Linked DNA regions of Mus musculus: region 2 is linked to region 1. A link is a loop called in an ENCODE intact Hi-C map of the cell type or tissue named here. Cell type or tissue: left cerebral cortex. All regions are shown on one strand. Links, peaks and the distances in the headings refer to the core of each region. The heading gives the core; the rest is flanking DNA. Region 1 overlaps Gm30382 (a long non-coding RNA gene). Region 2 holds the start of Gm26468 (a small nuclear RNA gene).

The links. Peaks named below come from ENCODE experiments on the same cell type or tissue, not always from the same donor. Only the 100,000 strongest peaks of a DNase experiment are listed, where the experiment ranks them.
Region 2: it touches region 1 in a loop (4-fold over the local background); 5 of 42 quality-filtered maps call a loop at or near these places.

What each region holds. Positions count from the first base shown.
Region 1 is chr3:149,291,471-149,304,401 of GRCm38, reverse strand. The region is part of intron 2 of Gm30382 (a long non-coding RNA gene); the gene reads left to right. LOC115489710 (a long non-coding RNA gene) reads right to left here and starts at 1,098. Exons shown (of 3, transcript XR_003954587.1): 1 at 1-1,098. In left cerebral cortex, for the core only: no CTCF peak of the experiment used is centred there; DNase peaks (open chromatin) are centred at 7,813 and 8,302.
Region 2 is chr3:149,337,806-149,350,736 of GRCm38, reverse strand. All of the region lies in intron 1 of Gm30382 (a long non-coding RNA gene), which reads left to right. Gm5149 (a long non-coding RNA gene) reads right to left here. Exons shown (of 3, transcript XR_003954586.1): 2 at 10,612-10,725; 3 at 10,100-10,137. Gm26468 (a small nuclear RNA gene) reads left to right here and starts at 9,729; the gene lies at 9,729-9,834. In left cerebral cortex, for the core only: no CTCF peak of the experiment used is centred there; a DNase peak (open chromatin) is centred at 3,290.

The sequences.
Region 1 (12,931 bases), core at 3,405-11,404:
CCCCCGCCTTACCTCTCCTCACAGCCCCTCCCCCTTTGAATGCTGCAGGAGCCTTTTGCCTTACTAAAATTCTGTCTTAATTTTATTAAGACCGTGTCCTGCAACTGTGCCGTGAGCATGCTCTGTGGATGTCTGTCTCATACAAAATTTAGCTGCAATTCTCCCGGCATGAAACGCCTTGTTGTGCACGAACCTTCTGTTTGGTTTGCTGACATTCTTCTTAGTGGGCTCTCATGGCGATTCATTATCCTGTGATATAGATTTCCAAGTATCATCTTTGTATTGATTTTTATATCTTTAATAACCACTGCACAGAAGATGGCTCCACTGGTGTCATTGATCGCATCAAAAATTCAAGGCTTACAGAAAGACCAGAGGGCTAATTGGTGGCGGTGCATTTCAGACTTAATCTTAATGCAGCCTTAATCTTTGGCATTAAACCTACCTGAGGGCTTCCTTCTTGCGTCAATGAGGCCAGGTTTAGTGCCTCTCTGAGAAACACCTGGAGACACTGCACAAGAAGGCTAGACTAGATGGATGGCAAGCTTGAAACAGTCAGTTAGGACGTTCTTCAGCTACCAAGTACAATCTGTCAACAGCCCCTCCTCTCCATACAGAACTCCTTCATAGCTTTCCTTTCAGGAACCTCAGCCTCCACCTTGGTTGTCTTGTCCATTCTGGAAACATAGCTATTTAGAAGAAGCCCCCCTCATTCTCCAGTGTAGTTTCCTAATACGTCACCATTTCCCAGTTTCCTAACAATGGTCTTCCTGCCATTGTTCTTGGGTGGTTGACACAGGGTCTCGTGAAGTCTAAGCTGGCTTCAAATTAGTTATGGTTTCAAGGATGATCATTGAACTCCTGAGCCTCCCTTGTCTACCTGCCAAGTGCTGGGATTGTGTGCCTGTACCACAGGAGTCTGGAGCGAGAATCCGAGGTTTGTACATGTTAAGCAAAGACCCTACTGACTGCGCTGCCTTCCAGAGCCAATAGGCATAATCTTTCCCTTTTATTAAAAATAGATTCTTTTCTCATGTAATAGATCATGATTATAGTTTTCTCTCCATCTACTCCTCCAAGTTCTTCTCCACCTACCCTCCCAGCTGAATCCACTCCCTTCCTGCCTCTTATTAAGCTTCTAAGAGGTAATAAAAATATATAACGAAGTACAATTTAATAAGATAAAACCTATCACATCGAAATTGAACCAGACAATCCAACAGAAGTTAAAAGAGCCCAAGAGAAGACATAAGAATCAGAGGCCCACCTGTTCGCACATTTAGGAATTCCATAAAAAGCTCACTAACCTGGAACGCACCTTATGTACACAGAGGACCTGGTGAAGATGCGTACAGACCCTGTGCGTACTGCTTCAGTCTCTGGGAGTTCATATGAGCTCTGTTCATGTCGATTTAGAGGCCATATTCTTCTGCTGCTCTATCCCCTCTGGCCCTTACACTCTATTTCCGATAGGTGTGATTCTTAAGTGACTTTTAAAAATAAATGTAAAGGACTGGGGAGATCACTCTGTCGGTAAAGTGTGAGTTGTAATAGCATGATGACCTGAGTTGATCAGTAGCACCCACATTAAACTTTAAAAAAAAGATGAGGGGTGAGGGTTAGGAAAGATGGCTCAACTGTTAAGAGCACTCCTGGAACTTGCAGAGGACCCAGGTTCAAGTCCTAGCACCCTCTTGATGATATATCTGTAACTCTAGTTCCAGATATATGAGCATGATAAGAAAATAAATCTGAAGATTAATGAGCCAGGCCTGCTGGGCTAAATTTGATCTCCAGAACCCACATAGAGATGAAGGGGGGGGAGGGACATAGTTCACGTAGTTCATTGACTGCCACACGTGTTATGGCACACACACACATACACATGCTTAAAAATAATAATCACAGTAAATAGTAACGACAGTCATAAGACAACACTACACTTAAAAAAAACTGAATATAGACTGAGATGAACCAAGATAGAGGCAGTAGTGCATTTTATGTGGTGACTTTTTTATATTTAGGCTTTTAGATTAGCATGTATGTATGTATGTATGTATGAATGTTTGTATGTATGTATGAATGTATGTATGAATGTATGAATGTATGTATGTATGTATGAATGTATGAATGTATGAATGTATGAATGTATGTATGTATGAATGTATGAATGTATGTATGTATGAATGTATGTATATATGAATGTATATATGTATAAATGTATGTATGAATGTATTATGAATGTATGAATGTATGTATGTATGTATGAATGTATGAATGTATGTATGTATGTATGAATGTATGAATGTATGTATGTATGAATGTATGTATGTATGAATGTATGTATATATGAATGTATATATGTATAAATGTATGTATGAATGTATTATGAATGTATGAATGTATGTATGTATGTATGAATGTATGAATGTATGTATGTATGTATGAATGTATGAATGTATGTATGTATGAATGTATGTATGTATGAATGTATGTATATATGAATGTATATATGTATAAATGTATGTATGAATGTATTATGAATGTATGTATGTATGTATGAATGTATGAATGTATGTATGTATGAATGTATGAATGTATGTATGTATGAATGTATGTATGTATGAATGTAGGTATGTATGTATGTTTGAATGTATGTATGTATGTATGAATGTATGTATGTATGAATGTATGTATTTAGATAAAGTCTCAGGTAGCACAGATTGGCCTCAAACCAACTATAGCGGAAGATGACCTTAATGTTTGTTTATTTAATTATTTGTTTGTTTGTTTGTTTTTGCCTTTTTATTTTTGATTTTTCAAGACAGGGGTTTGCTGTGTAGCCTTGACTGTCCTGGAGCTTGATCTGTAGACCAGGCTGGCCTTGGATTCACAGGGATCTACCTGCCTCTGCCTCCACAGTGATGGGTTTAAAGGCATGAACTGCAACTGCCCAGCTGACCTTTATCTTTGATGTTCCTGCCTTCACTTCTGGATGCTAGGACCACAGGCTAGCCCCACCTCAGCTGGGTGTACTTGGTGCTGAGATGGAGCCAAAGGCTTGCATATGCAGTGTGCTGGGCTCTACCACTGTTAATAGCCTAGGAAAGAATGCTAACTATTGGATACCAACTAGCTTAGCATTTCTGACATTTTTTTCTTTCCTTTTTAAAAAGTATTGAATGAATACTCTCTACCATCATCAAAGATTTAAGTTTGTATTCATTAATTAACAATATTACTATCAATATAATTTTTTGACCAATCTTCAAATAATTGATACAGAATAAGATATCCAGGAGTGGAGTATAAATTTATATTTTTAACTTTAGATTGAATCTATCCTTCTTGTTGAAATGATGTACAAGTGGAAAATAATTATATTTCTGGACCAATCAAGTCTTTAAAAAATTTACTCAGGAATGTTTTATGTGGCACAGATTATCCAGGACTAGAAAAACAGGCCTGTGCGCATGCCCAGCTGAGTTTTTTTTTTTTTTTTGAAACTGTGATTGTACATAAAACACCCTAGAAAAGCCATGTGGGCACTACAGTGGCTTCAGCTCCTCCCCTTCAGCCCACAGCAGAGACTTATAAGACTGCACAGAGGCCCCACACCGTGCCACAGAGGCTACACCTTAGACATCTATTGATCCCATTACTGAGAGAAAATTACATGTGCTTTTCAATTTGGCGCTATGGATCTGACGACGTCAAATTATAAATTCAATGCCCAGTGGATGAACGTGGTCTTCTTAACTTCCATTCCAATCATAACAGCAACTGCCAGGTGTACAGCCATTAAGGTGTGTAAACAGGATGGTCCTGAATTCTTACAAAGACTCCATCAGAGAAAGATTGTCACCTTCCTTTAGATAAGAGAAAACTGCAACTAAGCAAAGCTGCAAAAACTCATTAAATCAGTCATGATACCACACAGACACTCTGCTTCTTTCAACAAGCAGCACTGTGTCAATAGCGAGGAAACGTACGTTTGTTTGTTTGTTTGTTTGTTTGTTTGTTTGTTTTTAATTTTGTTTATTGTAGTAAGGTTTCTCTCCATGAGATCTATCCACTTAAATTATTTGAAGGGCCTTGGGTTGTGGCTCAGTCACTACTGTGCTTGCCCGGTATGCAGGCGGTCCTGTGCCTGATTCCTTCCTCATAAATCAAGCACAGTGGAGAGTGACTGAAGCCCAGCATTTGGGAGGTGGTGGCCGGAGAGTCAGAAGATCCGGGTCATTTTTGCCTGCACAGTGGGTCTGAGGCCAGCTTCAACTACAGGAAAGCCTGTCTTAATAAAATAAAATAAAATAAAATAAAATAAAATAAAATAAAATATAAATACATAAATATTTGATGGGACAGTAGCTTTATCATCTATGTGTGAGATGCCACACGACATAGATCTAGAGCCTATTTGACTTACAGAATTACAACAGCACGCCTGCTTTACGGTAATGCTCCATCCTCCTCTAAACTCCATCTACTCTCCGCCCCTTGAGTCAGAGTTTAAATAACATATCCGAATGGAGTCAAGCAAGGTTTCTCCTCTTACAACTGGCCTGTTCCATGTAAAGTAATCGTCTCAGGGTTCATGTGAATCGTATGTTGCAAAATTCCAGTGTTAGACACAAAATAGCGTCCACTGTGGCTCTTGCTTTGTTTCTTTATCTGAACACCCAGGTTGTCCACATGTTCTGCCTTTTGTGACCTGTGCTGAAATGAGCAAGAGAGTGTTTTTCTCTATAGCATCCTAATTTTAATTCATCTAGGCAGATCTGTTTGACCCAGCCGTGCTGGGCCATATGGTGACTGTAATTTTAATTTTTGAGGGAAGCCTCTTACTGTTTTCCACAGTAAATACACCATTCTGCATCCCTAGCAACGACCTGCAATGCTTCCAATGTCTACACATCCATTCCAACACTTGCTTTGTTGTTTTGATAATAGCCAGCGTCGGAGGTGTCGGGTGAAGTCTCACTTAGGTTTTGATTTGCATCTCCGTGATGGTGACAAGACACAGAGCATCCCTGCTACCTGCTGACCATCTATGTGTGGGTCCTGCCACTCTGCTCCCTGATTCTGTTGCCTGCAGAAGGAAGTGTGGACATTTAATATGATCTCGTATACACACTGTCGTTTTGGGATGTGTGTGTGTGTGTGTGTGTGTGTGTGTGTGTGTGTGTGTGTAGCAAAGGTTAACATCAACAATTCTTTCTTCAGCTAGACCAGCCAGTGAACCCGAGAAACCCACCTTCCTCCCCAGCACGGGATGACCTATGGGTGCCACCATGCTCTGCTTTCGATGTGAGTGTGGAGGCTACAAAGGAAGATCCTTATATTTACACAGCAAACACTTTACCATTGTACAAATGCGTCAGCCTTTGTCTTCACTCAGTAACTTTAAAAGATTTAATTTAGTAATTTAATTGAAATAGTGTATCAGGGGTAGGAATAATGGGCTTCAGAACGTTATATTGTATGTGTGGTTCGTACCAAATAACTAAACAAGGATTTCCTGTCTAATTTTTTAAAATGTATATATTTTATTTCATGTTTTTTGATCATAATCTTTCCATTCCCCAATTCTCCCAGACCATCCCCTACCCGCCCAACCTCATGTTCTTCTTCTCAAAACAAACAAGAAATAAACAAACAAACAAACAAAAACAAACCCTACCAAACTAAAACAACAATCAAAAAGCAGACAAAGGACAGAACCTATTCTGTGCTGGCAGCTGCTCCTAAGGTTAACCCTTAATATACCCAGCATCACTCCATAGGAAAATCTAAATTTACAGAAACGAAGAGTGGAGAGAGGTCTGTACAGTGCATAGCCTGTGTGGGGCCATTGCTTCATAAAACTAAAAATAACAAATATAAAAACACAAATATATATGTATATATTTACAACAGCTGCTTTATCTCTGTCATCTTAAGAAAAATTCACAAGTTGAACCATTTTCAAAGTTAAAACAAAAATTATATTTTTAGTCCAAAAAAACCAGTTATTCCTAATAGATGGATTTGACAGATTGCAACTTTCCAAGGTTTTGTTTTGTTTTAAGATTTCAAATTCTTTGATCCAAGTTAAACAGTCCGAGTCAAGAGCTTTGGCGCCATAGCCGTTCAGGTTGTCTGTGGGCTTTACTGGGGTAGCACTGTGCCAGTAAGACCTTGCTGCCTGGACTGCTCCTCACAGCTCATTCAACTCCCCTGGTTTCCTTCTGGCCTGAGGTCCAGCATGTTCCTCAGGCTAGCTCCCTAGTGAGAAAAACTTAGTTAAGCCCTTTTCTTGGGCTTTCTCTACCCATAAGGCACTTCATTCCTCTTTGTAAAATTAGCTGGGGTTAGGAGAAAGCACAGTTAAGGGCATGCCTTCAAGAGAAAGAACATGAGTTTGGCATCTAGAACCCACATTAAGAGCTGATCATGATGAAATGAGCCTATGATCCCAGACTAAGAGAGATGGGAGCAGGGATGGGGGAAACCATGGGAACTTCGGTGGCCAGGCTGGTTTAACCACACTTGGTGAAGTCACAAGCCAATGAGAAATGCTGTCTTAAAAAAAAAAATCAAAGTAGATGTCTTTTGAGGACTAACACCCAAGGTTGTCCTCTGACCTTCTCATATGTACTATTCACGTATGTTACTGCACCCATGTACATACAAACATGTGCATGCACACACACACTAGTCACTAAGCACTTGTCCTTGTAAACAGCAAAGAAGAGCCCAGAATTTGACAAGAAATAGGCAGAAGGAGAGGGGGAAATGAGAATGTTTCTTTGTGTAGGGGCAAGACATGCACACAGAGTTATGCTCAAATTGGCCAGAGAAGACAGCTATTGCAGCCTAGTCATCACATGGACCATTTGGGATAAAGTTACCAGGCAAAGTAGACTGTCTACTTTTTAATAACTCTTCCTATGGCCCTTGCTTACATCAGCATCTTGTTCCCAACATGTTCTAAGAATATCCACTGGTTGTTTAAGTACATGACTTTCAGGCAATCATTAAGAAAACCAACCATATTCTGAAGAATGAAGAAGAGGGAGAGGAGAAGGGAGGATTGACAAAGAGTAGAAGGAAAAGAAGAGCAAGAAGAAGAGGAAAAGGAGGAGGCAGAGGAAAAGCAGCAGCAGGAACTAAGTTTGTACACTTATTTGCTCTAATGTTTTATCATGGTAAAGAGAATCTAGAAAGAAAGAAACAAGCATATAAACTATGTACTAAGAAGAAAACTCTAAGCTATGAAGAAAAGTGAGCAACCCTTGTCTTCAGGTGAAGATGGAGCTGTGGGAACCTCCTGTCAGGCAGACTCCATCCTTCACCAGATACCTTTAGGTCTCTATGGAGCTTTGTTTCCATCCTGGTAGAACAAGCGCAATATTGTTCAGTTTAAGTCAAATGGGAGAATCCAGAAGATGTGTTGTGTATCAGCCGGCTCTTGTTAAACTTGGTTTTTCCTTGTTTATTTCTCTTTTCTTATGTTTCTTTGAGAGGCTGTTTCTGACAAACAACTTTTATTTTTTCTAAAGCACTTGCGAAAAAAGACAGCCCTGCAAACCAGATGCTGCAGCAGTCCGGTGACTGCAAATTGAAAAGAACTCCTGCCCCCTCTCCTCATCTCGGTCACCTGTAAAAACGTGGAGAACAGTTGGGGCTTGTTTTATCAGGGATTCTCTCTTTGTGAACAATTCCCTTAAAATAGCAGAGTGTGTGAAGAGTGAAAGAGCCTGAGATGCAATAAGCCCCTAGCAACGGGCTCAGCAGCTACTCCCTTCCCAACGTGGTACCCAGGCTGGGTGCAAAGATGAAGGTGTGCATAAGTAGTATAAGTTCTCTAGGGTAAAGACGTAGTGTCATTGCTGATTATCGGTAAGAACAGAAATGTCACAACGGTTGTCCTCAGAAGCAAATGGAATAAAAGCCTATTGTTGATCTAGGTCTCAGGTTTTTCTAGATAATTGAAAACAGGCGTTGGCTTATGTTTCTTTCTTCTTCCTCATGAGTTTTTCAAATGCATGCAAAGCAAAACAAACCCAGTTCCTGATCCTCTAGCCAAAGATGAAGAAGAAGGGCACCGCCACAGTCATGCTCAACGGTGTGCGATACACTGGGCCTTCTCAGACCAGCCGAAACTGAAGGCACTATCATCTGAGGTGAAGGCTCCACAGGCATGACAGTGCCAGCATTTCCTTCTCTTTCTTCTCAGCTTACATGGAACACAGAGTCAAAGAAACTGTGCTGGCCTGCATCCTTTCTCTCTATTCAGCAGTGCCTTCTGCTGCTGCCTGCTCATTACTGAGCCCCAATTTGTAGACACAAGCCACCTCCCTGCCCCCAGCCAGCTCCAGCAGTGTGAAAAGAGAAAAGCCTCCAAGTTTCTGGGCAGCCCATCCGTTTGCTAAGGTTCATTTTAGCTAATCCAGACATCCCGCACAGCGGGGGGGGGGGGGGGGGGGGGGGGGAACTGCTGTATCTAGTGAAACAAGACCATGAATAATTAAAACTCCGTTATTAATGAACTTCCAGTCGTTATGTAAATGAAACTGATTTCAAGTCTAATTTGTCAGCCTGAATTCTTTTTCTGTTCTCCCTTTGTCTAGGACATGAACTCATCATAATGGACTTGATAATAAAATACCAGTAGACATGCTGTGTGCAGTGCCCATCTGAGTTAGAGCTTTTAGCGTGGTTAATTGATACAGTTACTCCAGGACAAGTCTATAAGGCACTTTGTATGGCTGTATGTCTTAAAAGCCATTCCCTTCCCCTTTGACAGGATGCCTATTCTCTGTGCGGCCCTCATTATCATTTACCTTGCCATGAGGGGTGGCATACAATTACCGCCGAGCAAATACTTTCTTTGGTGATATCCATGATGTCCAAAGACAGCAGAGTTCAGAAAGGTCTAAGGGAAGGGAAGTCTGTCGTCATCTTAGAATGACAAATAGCCACCAGGGAGAGAAAGAAGAAAAGAAATAATTGACAAAGCGCAAGCCTACTATGTCTCAGTCGCCTACTGTTCCACCATCAGATGTCACTCATGCTATTGGGGGCATTGTCCAAGTGACAGCCTGATGTCAGTGGTCCTATTTCGCCGTCATTGTCTGCAACCCTTGTATTGTTGGCGAAATCTTCCAGTATTAAAGTAGCAGCCTCAAGTACTGCAAGCTGATTCCTTCTCAATGGCAGAGTTTACACAGTAGCGTCACAATAGTCCGGGCCTCAAAGAGATTTGTCAGTCACATTGGCTGTTTAAGAATTTTAGAAGTCCAGAATTTTGCATTTAAATTTTGAGAATGCATTTTTGTTATGAGGGAAATATACACATAAGATATGAGACATCAGAGTTTGGGATATTACTCATGATTCTTATCCCTGGAAGTAGAATATATATATACACGCGCATTCACATACATACTTTTACTTTTCTTTGAATAGATCTGCTACCTTAAATCATTGATTTTGCTTTATCTTTGGAAGGAAAAAGTATTTTGATGCATAAAATTCTGTATTTTAAGCTGCTGGTGCGAGTAACATTGTTCTTGCTGATTTGGTAGGCTTCTTGTGGTGGGAATCACGGTATGCAATAATAATATTACAAACTCAACACTTCCTCATATGTTGACTGTGCCTCAGAACCTCCCATACACATCTACAGCTCCTTGGTATCCCAGAAATCGGAGCTGTAGTGTCCCATGGCTGAGCTTCCTTTTGTCATTGTGTGCCCTTGCTTTGTTTACAGCACTGAAGAATAAACAATCCCCTAAGCACCTTTGTCCAAGCAGTGAAAAAACGGAAATCTCAGTGTCTGCCTGAATGATGTCACTGAACCCAGTCGGGAATTTCTCATTAGAAGCTTATTGCAAACCCATTCTCCAACACCTAAAATGCTCTAGATCCTGAATAAAAATGGAGAGGATAAAAAAATTAAAAGGGAAAATCATATCATAAAAGGGCAGGGTGGGAAGAGAACATCCAATTAGCCAGTAATTGTAACACCAAGCAATTGGCACCACAATCAGGGTGTACCGTAGTGTACTGATTGTGTCAAATATCACAGAATTGCCCCTCGGCAGATGATAGGAAGCTAGGAAGAGACACTATCTGGAGAACTTTCTCTTTGTCTTGTGGCAAAGTATCAGGGTATTGTAAGTTTGCTGCTGTTGTTCTCCAGTGCTAGGCTTTGCATCTCCCAAATGCACTGTCCCAGGAGAGTTGGCCTCAGTTCCCCAGTTCTTTGGAAGTATGTCTTATTTTCTGGATCAAAGTACAAGTTGAAGGTATGGGTTAGATGATTTCAGTCCCTCATTGTTTCACAGAAAGTTGACTGGACCGTGACATCACAGCAGGGATGGCCCGTGCTGGTGTCTGATGGTGTGCCATGAACGTGCCACTGACGGCTCTGCCCATTCGTCATGCACAGAGGATGCTCATCTCTACTGAGCCTGTGCCAAACCTCGCTATGACCTTTCTCTCTCAGCTTCTCATTGTGAAAAATGCTTACTTTCTCTAAAACAAGGGAAATGAATCTAACAGCTACCTACATTCAGGATAGATAGATAGATAGATAGATAGATAGATAGATAGATAGATAGATAGATAGATAGATAGATAGAGTTCCAGACCCAGATGTGTGATGGTTATATGAATACTTCTAATACACACACATGAGTGCACCCAAGCACACAGTCTTTCTGCCTTCTCTGGAGAGTATAGCTCGTGAGGCTAGCAACTCTGTTCATTCTAATTCCAGACAACTCCAGGAGTCATAAAAATACGTAATTTGAAATTAAAGTCAATTAAAGTACGTTGCTTCTTCGGAAAGCTAAAAGGAAAATACACATAAGTAATAGAAATCAATTATTGTGTATTCCCAGTCCTGTTCTTACAAACCAGAGAGGTAATCGATCGCTCTGGAGACTTCTACAAGGTAATTACTGTTTATTCTTTGGTGATAGCCACATCTTCCCTCTCCTTTCATGCCAGCCCTCCGCAGCCACCGTCTTGAAGAAAGCAAATAAGTTGTGTGGATTTTATTTAGGTTGGGGTTTTTATTTGTTTCTTTAATTTTTTTTTTCAAAAAATAAAAAATTAAGGAAAGGGCTGGAAGAAAGTTGGCGTTCTGCCTAATGGGGACAATAAGATCACTTAACTGAATTCCTTCTGTGACCCCAGGCTTCACTACTTTAGGCCCATGCTTCATGCCCATCATAACTGCCCTCAGAGATAAACTCAGCCAGGGCTTGGAGGAAGGGTATTGCTACAGTGTGGTATTAGTGGGAAATGGCTTCCCTGTGCCTGCTTGCTCACTTGGAAAAAATAAAGTTTGAAAATAAAGAGCAATGGAAAAATAATGTTGATCAATCAAGAATTTTAAAACAACCAGTATCCAACTAAATCCATCCCCTATCTTAAAAAAAAAGGAGGAAATAAAAAATTAAAAATATAGGCTGCTATCAAAGGACAAAGCAGCTCACCGAGAACCTCTGCTGCAGTGCAGTGGGTGGGTAGCTAGTGAAGACAAGTTACCTTAGCTGATTTTCACTGACTTTCAAATTAAGATCCCAGACCTGGCTTGTAGGGAGAGCTGAACTGGATCAAACTGAACTTAATAAACCCCATTGTGCCCATAGGCCCCTGGTGAGATTTTCTGCCCATCCATGACCAATCGGTATTATTTTTTTTCAGTGGCTGGTACTTTTGTGAGCAACATTGGGGTTTCTGGGAGTGATTAGCACTTTTCACTCTTGATTGACAGGTTCAAACAGAAATGAGACAATGGGAGGGGCCATTAGAAATTCAGATGTAAGGTTGGTGTGCGCAGGCTTTGGGGTTCATCTTACTAGAGAGGAGCAACATATACAGAGAAAGGACTCCATTGCTAAACATGCGAACACAAGAAGGGCAGATTAACCCTTTTGAACTGAAAACCAATTTTTAATTAAAAAAAAATCAGACCAATATAAAATAGTAACCTATTAAGAGTTCTTCCTAAAAACTTCTCTCCCAACCATGGATATTCAGCTTTCTGCTTAGACGCTCAAGACCTAAAGGTTTAAAAATCATAGGAAAATCCTCAATGGTAACGATTGAGATTTGCTTTTCTCGCAGAATTAAAAAAAAAAAAACCAAAAACAAAACAAAACAAAACAAAAACAAATAAAAAACCTCACAGAATAAATAAATAAATATATAAATAAATAAACATATAAATACCAAAAAGTTAAAAAAAAAAAAAAACAAACCACTAAGTATTGTTTTTCTAAGGGAAGCAATGGGATGGACTCTTTATTACATCCATGGATGATACCTTAGGGAAATAATTATGGTGAATGATTCTAGCATTGACCAGTAATTGATAATTGGCCACAAATAATTAGAGCAGAGCGTCTTCACTGGTGTAAATTATGCTCACAGCTCAGCCTTCTCCCTAGATGCTGATGTTGGCTTCTTATAAGTAATTTTGTTTTAAATTTACATTATAAATTTAGCATACTGTATTTGAAAATTTAATCTTGTTTGGCATCAAAGCAAAGTGGGATAATGCAGAACTGAATGTGCCTAATCAGAGGAGAAAAATAAGAGGCGTCCCCTTCCTTTGCTGAGCCTCTTTATATTAAGGTTCGACGACTTCTGGGAAACACACTTTCATGTGGCTGCACTGAATGGCGACTCCATTTGTTCGAGCAGAGCAAGACGAGTTACTTGAAGTCACCTCAGACATTCAAAGGAAAGCGTTTCTGATACCTCATGAGTTGTTAATATTTACAGGATGTTAGCACAAATGCAATACCCTGGGCAGGAAATAATCACAGCCCTCCTATTTTCATGCATATCCTGCATGAGCCTCAGAGACAGGCTGCATCTCTGAATGTGCTGTGACTAATTTATGCCAAGTGTTCATCAACCTAGCATT
Region 2 (12,931 bases), core at 2,197-10,196, 48 kb before region 1:
TACCTTCACAATATGTGTGTATTTTACATATATATGTAAAATATGTATCTATATATAATATGAATGTACATATTATATATAAAAAACATACTTATTTTATGCATATATGCTATTTTTAGGTTTTGGTTGTTTAAAAGTTATATGTGTGTGTATATATATATATATATATGTATACACATATAGGTATATATGTATTCAGGTGTATATGTATAAATGTATATGTTCAGATGTGTCTAGAGACAAGCTCACAAGAAGCCCAGGTTGACCTCGAACTCACTGAGTGGTAGAGGCTAGCTTTGAACTCTTAATCGTCCAACCTAATCCTCTGTCTCTCAGTGCTATGATCGCAGATGTGTGTGTACCATTATTCCTGCTTCTATTTATGTGTTTTTACCTACAACCTTGTATTGCCATGGAAGTATGCTAAACCCTTTCTGGGCTCCAATACAAGGAAGAGAGGGGTAAACCAGCCATATCACCATCAACTGTAAGATGTATGTGACTCCGGCCAGAAAACCCATTTATCAATATACACACAAACTGCCAAGACTTTGAAGAACTTTCAACCTAAGTTTCCTTTGTACCAAAATAAGAATTACATGTTGAAAAAGTGTGTGTCCTCAAAGTGTCTTTGCCTCCTGCTCAGAGTCGTCTCCTGGTCTTGCAAGTCTCATTGGGATGCCTGGTAAACACACTTCACCTTTCTTTCTTCAGTCTCAGGGTAGAAAGGGTCCCTTTAACTCCTGGAGACAGTAAATCACAGCCTGTGTGGTGGTTCTCAGAAGACACTTAAAGGGCCGAATTGGACGCTCTGCATAGCACCCTTGCCAAAAGAGTTCGGAAATGACTTCCAGGTTCCCACAGTAATAAAATGGCACTGTTTGGCATCTTTAAGGTAATAAAACCGATTTTTCCCCCCATTCTAGTAAATGAGAAGAGAGGCCTGGTTGTTTGAAAAACTGATTTAAATTCATGTGTTTGCCTCAAATTATAAGGCGTGATATGAAAACACTTAGGTGAACTTCAGACCACCTCAGAAGGTCATTATCCTCAGCCCTCTAGAGAAAGGGGGTGGGGTGGGGGTAAGCTGGAAGGGTGGCCAGGTGCTGTCGCTCTGCGGCCACGGTCAATAGGTGGCGCTCTTCCCACTGAGTCAGGTTGACCTAAGGCTGAGGCTGCTCCTTGGAGAGTATTATTTTGCTAGAAGGAAATGCTGTGGAAGTCCCCCTCCTGTCTCTGGCACTGTTTAATAGCTCTTGAGTCTAATCGCAGACTCCAGATTTGCTGTGTGATGGAAAGGCTCTAGGAAACAGGTCCTGTCTTTAAGACGAGGTCTCAAGCAGAGAAGTGCCGTCATTTGTATACAAGACTTGAAAATTACATGACACACGCTCCCCATTGTTTCAAAAGGGTTTGACTCATAGGGTCTAGAAGGAAGTTTGATCATCTTCACTTCCCATATAGCTAATCGCAGGCCACCTGCAACCCTGAGATTTCTTCTGGCCTACACATTTCCAACTAAAAATAAACAATTCATAAAGGAGGGGACCCAGAAGCTAGTCAGCCAAGCACCAAAAACTAGAGCTTTCTGCTTTGTTCAACTGTACTAGAAGTGGGAGCTTAAACGGTTTTAACCAGAAAAGACAAGATTAATATGCTATGTATAGAGTCCAACTCACATTTGTCTCTTTTATATGCTGCAATTAGAAGGATGTTACAAAGAAATTACTAGTATCACAGAAGAATTCGCAATGACTCGCTGATTTCAACTACTACAAAATACCTTCAACTCATCACATTCTTAACTGAGAGTCACCAGTGCCCTTCTTTGTACAAGACAATCTCTTTGTTAGAATCCTGCACCAGTAGCCTCACAGTTAGAGGGTAGTCATTTTAGTAGACAAAACTATCACAGATCCTAAAAGGATAATTACATAAAGAAACAGGATGTCGACACACCCTGCTTAACAATGGTGAGGAAGGGATGACCCCCCTCCACCCCCCACCCCTGACAAAAGATACTCTAAGAAGAAGCAGAAAGGAGCAGAGCAGATCATAACTTGGTCTGTAAACACTTACTGCTTGTTTATTAAGCCTATGACAGCTTGGTTCAACAAAGAGGGTATTAGATGGAGATGCTAATGACTTTGCTCACAAATACTTCCAGAGTGTGTGACCCAAATCAGAATCTCAGGAACTGAGTGGAAAACCATCTGTGATAAAAATCAGAAGTGATTCCTTCTGCCTTGGTCTTGGAATGTCTGCAGAGACTGCCTTCCCTCAGCTAACCCTTGAACACTGCCTTCAAGGACTCCATTAGCTGTCTAACTATGTTGCCTTCACTGAGACTCAAGCAAGGGTTCTTAAAATCCAAAGTGGAGTTCCCGATCCGTCTAGATTCCCGTTTTCTAGCCCTTTGGCATGTCTGCCATCCCCTCCTCTCAGGATTTTAAGCTATGAGCTTTTCCAAGAGACCTTATCTTATTTAGCTATGCACAGAATAAAGTCATCAATAACTATATGCGGAATGATGAAATGAATGAATAATGTAAACATTAGCAGCTTGCTTTTTTTTTTTGCTAAAATAAAACAGAAGTAATCTTACTTTCAGCAAGTATCTACCGATGAGAGCCTACCTACGTGTTCTGAACTTTCGAGGGTAATAAGTTCATCCCTGAAGATAAGCACTGCGTAGAGCTTACACTGAAAAACATTCTGGTTAAAAATAAAAGGAAAAGAGAAAATGAATTAGTGGCTGGCAAGTCATCTGTGCTCCCTCTTTAAAGAGTTTATGGTTTTACCAAGTTTTGTCCCTCACTGGATCCTGTAGCTGGCTTTAAAGTATCTATTTATCTTCTCGTGATATAAATATTATTGAATATATGACATACATGAAATAGTCAATTTCCTTTGTGTATTCCTAGTTGTGGCTGGCTAATTATGGCCCTCTGATGAGGAAAGAAGGAAACAATGCATGTTTTGCATCCAAATAGTATCCCTCAGAGCCTTGTAACCAAGACAAATGAACTTATTCATCAATGTTGAGCATCTTGGTTGAGTGCCTGGCCCGTACAAACTAATTCACAAAGTGCAGGAGCACAACAGGCAAGTGATCACACTTTTCTTCTTCACCCCACGCTTTCAGGGAGCGCCCCCTGATGTTTTACTATCACAGGCGGGGCTTCTAAATTAATATGTAGGTTAGAGAGTTCCTGAGAGGGAGCCTTGACAGTTGTCCGCACTTCCACAGCATCTGCAAGCAGTGTGGTAAAACTGGTTCTGTGAGCAACTGCACTGGAACAGGCTCCCTAGATCTGGCCTGGATCCCAGGAATGTGCACATTTCCAAGTTCCTCAGGTAACTCTCAGGCAAGTTGTCCCTGGAAGCTGCTGGAAGAGCCACAGCCTTAAGAGTTAAGGAGTTTCTCTTTCTACACCAAGCTGTCTTCTAGGAACAACAAACATCTTCCTTAACCACATTGCTCATCTCCTGTAAGGTACAATTTACATGTTTCTAAACTACACTTTATAATAGCGACCAGGTTGATCGTGATCTGTGAATAGGGTGACATTTAAGGATCCTTTTTAAAAGAATAAAAATAACCGAGGGTTGCTAAATACAATTAAAAAAAACACTTATAGTTTGAGACTATACTTTAGGCCAGGTGCAGTGATATACACCTCTGAGCACAGCACTCAGACAAATGAGACAGGTGTTATAGAAGTAAAAGCCCACCCTCTTCTGAAATTATCAAATCATTATATTGATAATTCATAGACTCCTTAACATGACTCTTCATTCGATAATATTCAAAGGTACCCATATTTGCTGCCAACACACCATCATATCCCACATGAAGATTTCTTTATTTTTGTTTTTCTTTTTATTGTTGTTGTTTGTTTTTTGTTGTTGTTGTTGTTTCTTTAGTTGTTTGGATTTTTTGTTTGGTTTGGTTTGTTGGTTTTGTTTTGTTTTGTTTTTTGCTTTTGTTTTGTCTTGTTTTGTTTTGTTTTTGTTATTTTGTAATTTCTCAAGTGAAGCCTCTTTTTCTTCCTCATTAACAGTGTGAGTGTCTTGTTGACTGAATATTCCACTACATACGACTTTCAGTGTTGCTGGCACCATGCTTCCTGGGCTGTGGGAAAGATAGCTAGAAAAGCTGTGACTGGGTGTAGAAGGGTCCTTCTGCTAGGGATTCGGAAGCCTCTTAGAGACAGACACTCTCTGACTTAGTCAATGTTCCTCTTCCCCAAGGCGAGTCCTAGCAACTAGAATCCAAAGACAATGTGGAAGTTTTCTTTAACACTACCACACAACCCCCTACCCGACATCTTGCAGGCAGTAAGACATAAGACTTTGATTTCAGAACTACACAGTGCCCAAGAAGAATCCAGAAAATGGGCCTTGCAAGGGTTCCCATTTCAGTCTGTTCCATTAGATAACATAGCTTTTGGCTAATCACAGTTCTGCACAAGGCCCCATTCTTCCTTGAACTTAAGCATAAAATACAGCCATGTCGGCTGTTGGTTCCTCAACTCTGAAGGCTTCTGTGCCATATGATACCAATAAAATACATTTTTTGTGGCAGGACAGACATGGTGGCTCATATCTGTAATCCCAGCACTCAGGAGGCTGTACCAAGAGAGTCACTACGAGTGGAAGGCCAGGCTGGGCTCTGTAGCCAGGATAAAGCCTGTCAAAGCGACACAGGAAAGCCCTGTCACTAAAGAGAAAGAGGAGAGAAGAAGGAGAGAGAGGAAGGAGAGAGAGAAAGAGGAAGAGAAGAAGGAGAGGGAGGAAGGAGAGAGAGAAAGAGGAAGAGAAGAAGGAGAGGGAGGAGGAGAAAGGGGAAGAGGAAGGGTAAAGAGGAGAAAAAGGAAGGGAAGGAGATAGTAAGACTTTCTTTTGTTAACCTTTATTTCCTGTACACACAGTTAGCCACAACTATCATGACAGAAAAGGAGCGACATGGCAGCCTCCTGCCTTGCATGTCATCAGTCAGGGTAGGGAGAAAAGTTGTACCTTGGCTTGAGATGAATTAGACTCAGTATTCCTCAAAGAAGCATCCTTTGGCAATCCACCCGTGATCTCCTTGTCTCCAGTGTAGCCAGGCCATCTCTTCAAAAGATTCTATATGTTTAAGATTGCTGTCCTGTGATAGGCAAGTCACTAGTCCTTGAACCACAATGGAACAGTTCAGTTGCTGTCAACCCCTAACTACCACTTCCGATGAGAAACAGATCCATCCAGACAGCTCCTTCCTAAGACAATGCCATTGGTATTTTCATTTTCATTTTCTAGCTTCTAACAGGTGCATACCTTGCGAGGGTCCTGTGACAGTGAACCGTGAAACGTTCACTTTCTTTGAGTGCTCTACAGCATTCATCCAATGGTGTAGCTGAGATTGGATTGGCTTCTGGCTGTTTGTGAAAACATGGACTCTAAGAACAACTACCACATCCATGTGCGGAAGCTGCTCAGAAGACAACAAACCAGCGCATCTGCCCTCTGAAAAATAAACCAAGGCAACAGAACTCACTTTCAAAGTTTTAAAAGAGAGAAGAACGCAAGCATTATTTTTAAATATATGCTTCCCTATAATAATTTGCCCTTGGGCCTGGAAACAATTATAATAAAATTTTGTGGGGAAAACCCCTGCTGTCTGTATGGGGACATTTCTGCCATGCTTCAAATTAGAGCTCCTATAAATCTTAGAACTGAGCAAACAGGGGAATAAAAATCATATAACATACCTGTCAGTGTTTGGACTTAAGGAAGGAGAGCGGGAAGGATTCCCAGATCAAATTTTCTAAGTTGTTGAGCCTGATGCATGAACACTTGATCTTCAATTTGCAGCATCTCACGCGGACAGATGTGTGTTAAAATGGAATGTGCGCTTTGATCGTGGGGTTTTTAATAGAACCATGATCACTTTGGCTCAGTTCTCCATACCAACACATTCATTTGCCCAAAAATCTGCTAGTTACTATAAATAAACAAGCACTTAGAAGGCTTCTCCTCAAGTAGAGATGAAGCTGAGAGTCCAGGTACACATGTCCTGCCCTGTGACCAGCCCGGCAGGAAAACTGAAAATAATAAATGGAACTAAGGGCCTCCTGCCAGCTGCGCAGATGCAGTGCAGTGTTGAGTTGGAACATGTTATATACTGTTTGGCTTCACTTGGCTTTGTTTTCCTGAGACAGGTTCTCATGTAGGCCAGGATGGCCTGGAGCTCATTACATAGGCAAGGATGACCCAGAACTCCCAGTCTTCCTGTCTCCACCTCCTCTGTACTGAGAATATAGGTGTGTGGGACAAAGCCCAGTCCATACACACTTGGGACTCTTCTTCATGCGATCATGGAAAAGGTTTTACCTTTTCACACATTCTAGCTGAACAATTATAAACACTGTAGACATTATCTGCATCCTTGTCAAATTTCAAACTTTAGAAAATACATTGATATCTTCAGAGCTGATCTGATGGCAAAGACCTTAGAAGCTAAGAACCAAAGGCTTACAAATTCAAGGCCTTCTGTGGCTCCTAAGTGAGTTCAAGGCCAGATTGGACAACTTGCTGAAACTATGTCTCAGCAGGAAAGCACAGATAACACTGTAGTTGTACTTCAAAGAGGTACCAGCAAGGGGCCCTCTGTTCAAATCCCAATACCAAAAATAGATAAATGGATGGTGTTAGTGTGTTAGGTATTTTCTACTATGCATAGACATAAATATAATTTTTAAAACTATGAACAAAGTTAATTTTTAAAATATAATAATAAATTTAAAAAAAACCATTGGAGGGAAAGTCTGACTCTAGTTTTAAGAATGAAAGACGCCTCACCAGAGAGAAGGACATCTAAGCTTAGGCTAGACACCTTCAAGTACATCGTCCACAATGAGAAAGAACACTCGGTCAATCGGTCTCCTGCGGCTTTTAGGAATGTATGGCTAGGAAAAACAAACAAACAAACAAACAAACAAAAACCCTTCTTTTGGTCCACTGTACACCGCAGGAAATTAGAGGGCAAATAACTCCTAACAGTTGTTGTCTGGAAGACTTGTAATTAGCATGAGAATTCATAATTATTTTCCCATTCCTGTAAATCCTAATTTATAGATATTAAAATGTTAACAAAATTTTATATTAAAGGTATAGTCTGTACTCAATATTTCACTACTTGACAATCATTCTAATAAATTAAGATATAGAAAATATATTTTATCTGTTAACATAAATATCATTTTTTCTCCTTCTGAAAGACTTCAATAGCTTTACATATTTTACACTTGAGTTTTGGTGTCTCTCTTTCTTTGTGTGTGTGTGTGTGTGTGTGTGTGTGTGTGTGTGTGTGTGTGTGCGTGTGCGTGTGTGTGTGTGTGTGTGCATGTGTGTGTACATGCTTGTGTGTATTGTAATAATATTATCAATGCTTTTTAAGCCAGGATCTCATGTGGCCCAAGTTGGCTTCAAAGGGGCTATGTAGGCAAGGGTGACCTTAAACATTTGATCCTTCTGTTTCCTGAGTGCTGGGATTATACATATACACCACATACCAGATTTTTGAAGTACTGGGGGACTGAGCCCACAGCTTTTTGCATGTTATGAAAGCATACTATGAATCCAGCCCTGCTTTAGGCTTTTCAAAAGAAAATCTACTTCCTTAGATAATTTCTTCATCTCTCTAGTTCTGTGTCTGTCAAATATCTTCCAGAGCTATGAGAAGGGAAGCTTTTCAAGTGCCTAAACTTCCACACTAAAGAAAGCAAATAGAAGTTATAAGAGAATAAGTTTCCCTGCAGATTGTAACCAGGGACACCTCTACCCTTTGAATCGATTTCAGCTCAGCGGGCATTTTCTATGTTTCCTGAGGTTCTCACTGTTCTTTTGATAATGAGCTAAAGTGTATTGTTTTGTCCTCCTGAGCTGCAGATCGCTGCTAACACAAGGAATTTTGATTTGAAGATCTTCTGCTAGCATAATTATACATTCTGTCCCAGATTGCATTGATGGGAAGTAAACAGTGCCACTCCGTCTGTTGCCAGGCATAGGGGAAAGGCCAGATGGTTCGGTAGCTAAAGCGAAGGAAGACATTCTCATAGGTCATGGGTAGGAAGTTCAATATTATTGCATGCCTAATAGCAGCTGCCTCTGTTTGAACTCCAGGCTATGGAAGATGAACTATATTAAATGGTAAATCATTAAATATCAGCTGGGTAAAAGCACGGGGTATACTTGGTCTTCTTTCACTCAAGGACCTTGGGCTTTACATGCAGATAGCCCCGCCAGGACAGAGCGGCCAACAGGGAAACCACGCGGGGAAACCTCAGAGAGTGGCCGCTGGGTTTGTAGTTGGCAAGTAAATAATTGTGAGTAAATACTCCCCCTCTCAAATAAAGCCAAAAGACACTGCGTTGCATCTAACATGGTCATAAAATATTTAGGGATATGTAATCCCTTCAGAGCCTCATTTTTCTCCCATTATGTGTTTATTCTTCAGGAAAAGGGAAAAAAAAAACATTTAAATTGTGTCCACCTAATACCTCAGATTCATTGCAAAGCCTACAGTCTGCCCACTTCCTTTTATGACTGATCCACCCCCTGGGCAGATGTGAATGTCTTAACTGCAGATGAGGTTTATACCGATTCAGAACAGAGGCCGTCCAGTCATGACGCCTCATACTGTTTCCAGGACTCTTCCACAAAGTAAATCTGTCACCTGCTTCCACTAGGCAGCGCAATGGTGGCACACTAGCACAGCTTTTCAGGGGCCTTCTCTGCAGGGCTCAGGTCTACACTGCCTGACCCCCAAACGGGTTCGTCTTCTTTATTTCATCTCGGCCGTCTGTGCTTCTGTGATGTGTAGACTGAAGGTCCCATGTCCTGACACGTAAGTGTCAGCATTGTCCTGAACCAGCATCAATACAAGACACAGAGGGGACCAAAGAGCATTACAGCTGTGTGCTTCCTTCCACTTTAATCCGAAAGCTGCAGTAAGTGTGCAGAGGCCGGTACACAGCTCCAGCGATAGACAGATAGCCTCTCATGTATGAGGTCCCAGAACACACACACAAATGTACATATGCATACATCATACCACACACACATCACATACACACACATAACATACATACACATTACATATACACACAACACAACACACACATATATACAAACACACACATACTGCATATAAACACATCACATACATCCACTCAAATATGCACATGAACACCACCTATACATACACATCACATACACACATACACCACATATACATACACATGACATAAACCCAAATGCACACATACTCACATCACATATACACATACAAACACAAATATATCACACACAAACAAATATACACCACACACAAATATACACCACATCCTTATACACACAGAGAGAGGGGTAATCATTTTAGTTCACTTTTCTAACTTGTCCCCTCTTCAACCTTGGAATTGCTTAGCTCTTGATGTACTAATTACCTTTGAAAACATGTCCTGTTATGTAATTCCTATTTGTAGGCTGTTGGAAAAGGATCTAAAAATCTTCTTAGCACTGGAATTACACACTTCTTTCATTCACTAAGTGAGAAGGAGAATTTTCACGTAATTTCCATGAAAGAAAATCATCAAATTATTCTTTACAAATTGTAGTATTATTTTTTTCAAATAACAGTCTACTTACTACAAATATTTCTGAACCTTTCAAAAAAGAATATGTATGTTTTCACTCCCACAACACATATACTAAAATTGAAACAACACAGAGAAGATTATCATGGACCCTGTCAAGGGTAACTTGCATATTAATAAAGTGTTCCATAACAAACAAACATAAACAAACAAACAAAAGGGAACACGAGTTTGTTGCCTATCAGATTTTAAAAGAAATTTTAGTATTTAAGATATAAAGATGTCTTTCATTATACAAAAAAATGCATATTTTCAATGATCGTTAATTATCCCATACATCCATTAATAGCATGACAGAACTCTACAAACATATACATAGAAAGAGCAATATTAGGAGGTGGAGTCTCACACCTTTAATCCCATCCTTTGGAAGGCAGAGGCAGCAGATCTCTGAGTTTGATGTCAGCTTGTTCTAGAGTTTTTCCTGGGACAGCCAAGGCTTTACACAGAGAAATTCCGTATGAAAAACAAAACAACAAGAAAAGTAATAGTGAGTTTTATAGGGAAGAAATTACTTAATTCTTCTGGAAAAAAAATGCAGGAGTTTGGAAGATGACCGGCCTAGTTGGCTTGGGCATATGATCAGCCTTGACAGCGTTGTAAGTGTACTGGTCTAGTGGATGTGCAGCCATCTCACATGTGGCTAAAATACCATCTAATGGTGTCTGTAGAGGACTTCCCACAATGCTTGACATGTGCTAAGCTCTTCGAATTAGTGGAATCCTTTGTCTCAGACATATACAATGTATTCCAAATAGATACTATGTCATTTATGCCAGGCTGTGCTCTGCCCTGGCTCTCTTGTTTGTTTACTAGGGAGGTGTGCTTCTTTTTCTAGCTTGTCCTTCAGGTGTTTGGTGCACTGACAAATCCTTAGAGAGGAGTCCGTAAAGCCAAGATGCAATTACATTACCAGAAAGCACATAGAGCACGTGTCGTCTTCTTCTTCTTCTTCTTCTTCTTCTTCTTCTTCTTCTTCTTCTTCTTCTTCTTCTTCTTCTTCTTCTTCGACATGACTAGACAAATACTAATGTCACAGTTTTAGAATAAATACAAATCTTAGGTCACGATTTAGAATAAATATATGTCTCGGGACATAATTTTGATAACATCATAAAGGAAAACCAACAATTTTAACCTATTTAAATTTAACCCTAAAGGACATAGTAACCCTCACACACCCTGCTTGGAAGATTTGACATTTATACTTGGACCAAAGCAAAGAAAGCCAATACCTTTTACAGGCCTTGGAAGGGGATTGCGATAGCAGGCAGGTGCATGCAGGACATTTTTGAAGGACATAGGGTGGCCTAAACCTATTATTCAAGATTGTCCTGCCATTTAATTACATACTCAGACAGACCAGAATGTTCTCTAGACAGAACTAAGGCTCTACCACCTGAAACCTTTGTGTGACTGACAGGAAGGAACATGAGTCAGAAACCAACTACACTTCACATTCTGAGTAATGAGTAATGAGGCCCAATCCCACAGTGATTAGCACACTTTTCGCAATCCCCATCTGTAGGTCTCCTCTTCACGTAATGTCGCACACATATATGTACAGGGACAGTAATGAAGAGGGAGGCTTAAGTGTTTTGTGCTAAAATGCCAGCTACAATGTAAAATGAAACCACTTAATTAATTCTCAAACCACTTAGGGTAATTTCATTACAGACCATGTCATTCAACAAGTCACGTCATTACCAAGGCCAAGGTTAAATTGCTCTTTTTTTTTTTTTAAAGGAAATATAAAACCGATCTTTATAGAGCTTCACACAATGAGAAAGAGGACCAGTATAGCTTTGCTCACATCCTTAAGAGAAAGGAGTATATTGTCTAATATGTCACCTTCCTCTTAGTCTGACACTCTTATCTATAAGAATGTAAAAGTTTTCAAAGGGACAATATAAGCATTGTATTGTACACTTCATTTCATAAGGGCAATTCAATTTCCTTCACTTCTGGAGGGAGATTAACTTTGTCACTGAACATTCCAGTCCACTGCTACTTGAAAGGAGTCATTTGCACACCAGCACTGATGGAGGTCCCCAGCTCCGGTGTTAGGGACTCCCAAGAAGGGTGACACATCCGTGCAACTGCCATCTGTTGGGTGTTTTCTTGACAGCTGGGTCTCTCAACCATCATGAGAGCACATAGTCACAAGAGGCTCAAGGAAGTGGCCAGGCGTGAGTCACAGAGACTGGGGCTCACGTGCATCTGTGAAACAGCATTGCTTTTAATTGCACCATAATGATTTTCCAATAGACACAATGGCATGGGGTATCTTCTTAGAACTGATGTAAAATACAATAAACCACAGTGTGGCTCAAAAGCCAATTGAGACTTCCTCGTGTCTGGAGGTTTTTGTCATACATGCATACTTAAGAAGCATTTTCACTGGCCACTCTATCCACAATCCACTTTTACCTCAAATAACTACATCTTTCATTGTGTCCCAGTAGTTCTAAATGTAAATGTACATTTTTATTCCAAATATCAAAAGGATTGAGCTTTCCGTCTGATTTTAATCTTCTTGATTAGAGATACTAAAATAAGACAGATTTGCCTTTGAGTGGATAATGGTTGAAAAATCTAAGTCTCCTGATTTTCTTAAGTTGTTTAATATTTTATTCTTTATCCACCATCATAAAAGTCAGCCCAGTGACCTTATGTTCACCTATTACCAAATGTTCAGTGTCACAGCAGTAGCAACAGTTCAGCGATGCTAGAATTAGCTGTTTGGACATGGGGATCCTTGTTTGTTTATTTGTTGTCGTGGTGGAGATGAAAACCAAAGACTCTCACACCCTAGGCAAGCTCACTGCCACTGAGTATATCCAGCCACAAATGCTTGGTTTGTTAATTTATTTACTCATTCATTCATTCATTCATTCATTCGCTGTCTCTCTCAGTGTGTGTGTGTGTGTGTGTGTGGGTGGGTGGGTGTGTGTGTGTGTGTGTGTGCGTGTGCGTGTACGTGTGCATGTGTGCGTGTGTGTGTGTGTGTGTGTGTGTGTGTGTGTGTGTGTGTGTGTGTGTGTTTAAATCATGCATGTCTGCAGGCCAGAAGACAAATATTGGGAGTCTGTTCTCTCCTTCTAGCATGGATTCCCAGAATGAAACTTAGACCATGACACTTGCAGGGCAAGTGCTTTCTCTCTCTCTCCTATCTTGCTAGTTCATGTTTGGTGTTTGAAAGGGAACAATTAATATCAACACTAGTAACTGAT